Linked DNA regions of Homo sapiens: region 1 is linked to region 2. A link is an interaction called in ENCODE POLR2A ChIA-PET data of the cell type or tissue named here. Cell type or tissue: PC-9. All regions are shown on one strand.

The links. Peaks named below come from ENCODE experiments on the same cell type or tissue, not always from the same donor. Only the 100,000 strongest peaks of a DNase experiment are listed, where the experiment ranks them.
Region 1: POLR2A ChIA-PET joins it to region 2 with 8 read pairs; 3 of 35 experiments call an interaction of 5 or more read pairs at or near these places.

The regions. Positions count from the first base shown.
Region 1 is chr15:99,069,252-99,071,751 of GRCh38, reverse strand. No RefSeq gene overlaps it. Among named protein-coding and RNA genes, the nearest start is that of SYNM, 35 kb to the left of the region's middle. In PC-9, no CTCF peak of the experiment used is centred here; a DNase peak (open chromatin) is centred at 1,341.
Region 2 is chr15:99,189,594-99,192,093 of GRCh38, reverse strand. All of the region lies in intron 9 of TTC23 (tetratricopeptide repeat domain 23), which reads left to right. Among named protein-coding and RNA genes, the nearest start is that of TTC23-AS1, 52 kb to the right of the region's middle. In PC-9, no CTCF peak of the experiment used is centred here; no DNase peak of the experiment used is centred here.

The DNA.
Region 1 (2,500 bases), 120 kb after region 2:
GTGAGCTGAGATTGTGCCACTGCACTCCAGCCTGGGTGACAGAGCGAGACTCCATCTCAAAGTAAAACAAACAAACATAAAAAAGAAGTAAGGAGATTCTCATTTTTAACTGTGAACTTGTTTATTTTTAAAACATTGTTTAGGCCAAACAGATCACATCAGAAGGGTGGATGCAGTCGGTAGTTTGCATCCCTGTTCAAGAACCCGCACATGCATGGGGCAGATGGCATCCCTACGTGTGTGCTTGTCTGGGTGGCTTTTCCAGAACCTAGGGAAACACCTTCCCAAAGACGCTTGCAGGCCTCCATCTCCTGCAAACATAAAAGCCCCCCCCACCCAGGGTTGAAATGACAACGTTTTCAGGACCCAGTGACCTCTCCAAGTTTCCCAGCTCTGGTTCCTCTCTTGGACCGAGCTCAAAGCGATGTGAGTGGTCTCTTCTCAGCAGTCTTTGGGAGACATAAGCTTGTCCCATCCTCCTGGCCTCAAAATAGGAGGTGAATGGACTGGGGAAAGTGCAAGGCACCCCGCCTCCTCACCTGCTCCACACCCCTCAGGGCCATATGTCAAAGACATACAGGTCTTCTAGATAACTTTGAGCGAGGGGCCCGAAGCTGCAGCCCTGGAGCAATGTGCCTGTTTCTCTATTTGGAATCCATCTGACCCTGTCCTCCTAGCAACAGTCAGTCAACAGCAGGTGTGCAGTCCCCACACTGGTCCTCCCAGATGCCTCCTGTCTCTGCAGGATTCCTCCCAGCCTCCCCTTTCCCCCCCTCACACAATGGGGAGAGGTCTGAAGGCCAGAGACTTCAGGACATATATTCCCCCTCACTTTTGTCTGTTAGGCTTGGCCTGGGGGAAGCTATGAATTTATACCAGCCAGGGTAGGGCAGCGGATCCTTCCAAATCATCACCAATGACTTTTTTTTTTTTTTTTTTTTTTGAGACAGAGTCTTGCTCTTGTGTCCCAGGCTAGAGTGCAATGACACAATCTTGGCTCACTGCAACCTCTGCCTCCCAGGTTCAAGCTATTCTCCTGCCTCAGCCTCCCGAGTAACTGGGAATACAGGTGCCAATCACCATGCCCGGTGGTATTTTTTAGTATTTTTAGTAGAGACGGGGTTTCGCCATGTTGGCCAGGCTGGTCTCCAACTCCTGACCTCAAGTGATCCATCCACCTTGGCCTCGCAAAGTGCTGGGATTACAGGCATGAGCCACCACGCCCAGCCCATCACCGTGACTTCTAAGTTGACACCAAGCAGATTACTTACATTTTTTTGATGATTCAGTCTCTTATCTGTAACGTAGGTGTAATAATAGCATATTCAGAGTCATGTGCCACCTAATTCATTAGCATTTCCTAATCCCAGTGAGCTTCTTGGGGGGAGAGCAGCACTACACTATAGGATCACACAGCTCAATTCACTGGTAGCAGCCAAATGGGGAAAATGATATTGAGGAATGTGATTTCAAATACTTCACAGTGATGTATTAATTATTTCACTCGACTGTCAGAGTTTCTCACTGCAATTTATCTTCCATGTGGGTTTCTGCAAATAGAGCTGGCAGACTTTTTCTCCCCAGTCTGACCCCAATTCCAATCCCAGTTCCAATTGTTGTTGAATTTCTTGCATGTGGTCTAATCCTGTAGCCACACATGAACATGGGAACAAACTGGTTTTTAATAACGTGGAAGAGGCAGGAGAAAGAGAACCTTCCCCAAGTAATGAGATGTGGACAGCCTAACGTTCTGGAAGAAGAAAAAACCTTTCTAGAGACTTTTTTTCCCCCAGAATTATCCTCATTAATATCAGGAGACATTTGCTGCCACTTTAAAAGAAGAAGCTTTGTAACATGCCTGTAACTAGCACAGAGCAAATTAATTTATTTCAGGTGAATTCATAGCAGCAACGGGCAAAGCTCTTGCTCACACCTTTCCCCTCCAGCAGGTACACGGGGACTGATGCATCCTTCTGTGGGAACTTTGGACATGGCAGGTCCTTAGAAAGGGCTCGTTACCAAGGCGAGAGTAGCAAACTGTTCTTTCTCTTGCAGACACCCACCGCAGTGAAAGACACAGGCTTTAAGCACAAGAGGAGGATCTGGGTATGTCTCTAATCTTTTGTTACTCTCCAGATATTCTTGGCCCTGCACTTACAAGGGTAGGTGTATTAGAAGGGATGGGTATGGAGGTTAGGAGTGGGGTCCATCCACACGTGCTTCCAGCCCTGGAGACCAGCAGCATGGATGGGCCTCAGCCTAGCTGGGGTCGAGAGGCCAGCCACCTTTGGGAAACCTACTCATTATTATTATTATTTTTATTTTTTTGAGATGGAGTCTTGCTCTGCTCTGTTGCCCAGGCTGGAGTGCAGGGGTGTGATCTCAGCTCACTGCAACCTCCACCTCCTGGGTTCAAGCTGTCCTCCTGCCTCAGCCTCCCGAGTAGCTGGGATTACAAGTGTGCGCCAACATGCCCGGCTAATTTTTGTATTTTTAGTAG
Region 2 (2,500 bases):
AATTTCTTCCACCAGATACCCTAAATCATCTCTCTCAAGTTCAAAGTTCCACAAATCTCTAGGACAGGGGCAAAATGCTGCCAGTCTCTTTGCTAAAACGTAACAAGAATCACCTTTGCTCCAATTCCCAACAAGTTCCTCATCTCCATCTGAGACCACCTCAGCCTGGACTGTATTGTCCATATCACTATCAGGCTTTTGGTCAAAGCCATTCAACAAGTATCTAGGAAGTTCCAAACTTTCCCACATTTTCCTGTCTTCTGAGCCCTCCAAACTGTTCCAACCTCTGCCTGTTACCCAGTTCCAAAGTCACTTCCACATTTTTGGGTATCTTTTCAGCAGCACCCCTCTCTGCTGTTTTGCTGTATTAGTCTGTTTTCATGCTGCTGATGAAGACATACCTGAGACTGGGCAATTTACAGAAGAAAGAGTTTTAATTGGACTGACAGTTCCACGTGGCTGGGGAAGCCTCACAATCATGGTAGAAGGCAAGGAGGAGCAAGTCATGTCTTACATGGATGGCAGCAGGCAAAAAGAGAGATTGGGCAGGGAAACTCCTCCTTATGATACCATCAAGTCTTGTGAGACTTATTCACTATTACGAGAACAGCAGGGAAAGACACAGAGCCAAACCATGTAAGTGATAATATGCACATAGTCATCTAGCAAGGACCATTTCTCCTGACAAAATTCACTGAACTGAAAGATGGCCTCCAAGAGCCAACACCAACAGTATGCATTCAAAGATCTGAGTTTGGTTTAGAGAAGCATTCCCCACACTGTGTTCCACAGAGTACTAGCATATCATGAGAGTTCATAGGTCTTCCTAGAAAAAAGTGTTTGTGGTTAAATAAAATTGAAAGGTATTAAGTTGAAATCAAACGCATTTACTTATGGCTTTATAGTGCATTAAATATGCCAATTTGGATTATGAATCAAGAGTAGATCTAATGAGTCTGTGAGATACTAGTGTCCCCAGGTCCCAGTTGAGCTTAGAGAAAGAAATGTAGACTAGGCACGGTAGCTCATGCCTGTAATCTCAGCACTTTGGAAGGCCAAGGCAGGCAGATCGCTTGAGCTCAGAAGTTCAAGACCAGCCTGGGCAACATGGCAAAACCTTGTCTCTACAAAAAAAAATACAAAAATTAGCCACACGTGATGATGCACACCTGTAGTCTCAGCTACTCGGGTGGCTGAGGTGGGAGGATTGCTTGTGCCTGGGAGGCCGAGGCTAGAGTGAGCCAAGATAGCATCACTGCACTCCAACCTGGACGCCACTGCACTTCACCCTGTCTCAAAAAAAAATAAAAAGACATATAAATGTCTAAAAGTAGGAATCAGCAAAGGAATTCAAATATGCATGCAGCATGTAGGTCTTGTCACTCTCAGGAGTCCTTAGCACTTTGGGAATGGGAAGTGAGTTATGTAGTGCCTTTCATTTGTGGCACCCTGATTCACCACCATTGTAACGTATTTTGCCACATTGGTTTTCTCTATCTATATAGACATACATACAAACATACACACATATATATACAGCCACATATACTCAGAGATAATTGTTTATATTTTTTAATCATTTGAAGATATGTTCAATATATCATGTCTTTTTATCCCTGAATACTTCAGTGTATGTTTTATAAGAACAAGGAAATTAGCTAGGCATGGTGATGCACGCCTGTAATTCCAGCTACTTGGGAGGCTGAGGCAGGAGAATCGCTTGAACCCAGGAGGTGGAGGTTGCAGTGAGCCAAGATCACATCACTGCACTCCAGCCTGGGTGACAGAGCAAGACTCCATCTAAAAAAAAAAACAAAAACAAACAAAAAAAAAAAACAAGGATATTTTCTTATGTAACCACAATACAGCTATCAAAGCCAGGAATTTTCTTTCTTTCTTTCTTTCTTTCTTTTTTTAGACAGGTCTTGCTTTGTCACCCAGGCTGGAGTGTAGCGGCGCAAACACAGCTCACTGCAGCCTCGCCCTCCCAGGTCAAGCAATCCTCCTGCTTCAGCCCTTTAAGTAACTGGGACTATAGGCGTGCACTGCCACACCCAGCTAATTTTTGTATATTTTTTTTGTAGAGACGGGGTTTTGCCATGTTACCCAGGCTGGTTTCAAACTCTTGGGCTCAAGCAATCCACCCACTTCAGCCTCCCAAAGTGCTGGGATTACAGGCATGAATCACTACTCCTGGCTTTTCAGGGAATTTTGAACATTGGTCATATTCCATTTTGTCCATTGTCCCAATTAGGTCCTTTATGGCAATTCTTTTTCCTCCAATGCAAGATCCACTCCAGGATCATGTATTACATTTAGTTGTCATGGCTCTTCTCTTCTTTAATCTAGAATAGTTTCTCACTCAGTCTGTCTCTTATGACATTGAAATTTTTGAAGAATATAAGTCAGCTGTTTTATAAACTGTTCCTTAGTTTGGGTTTGTCTAATGTTTCCTCATGAGTGATGCATGCCGAGCTAGAATACTACAAAGGGATATTGT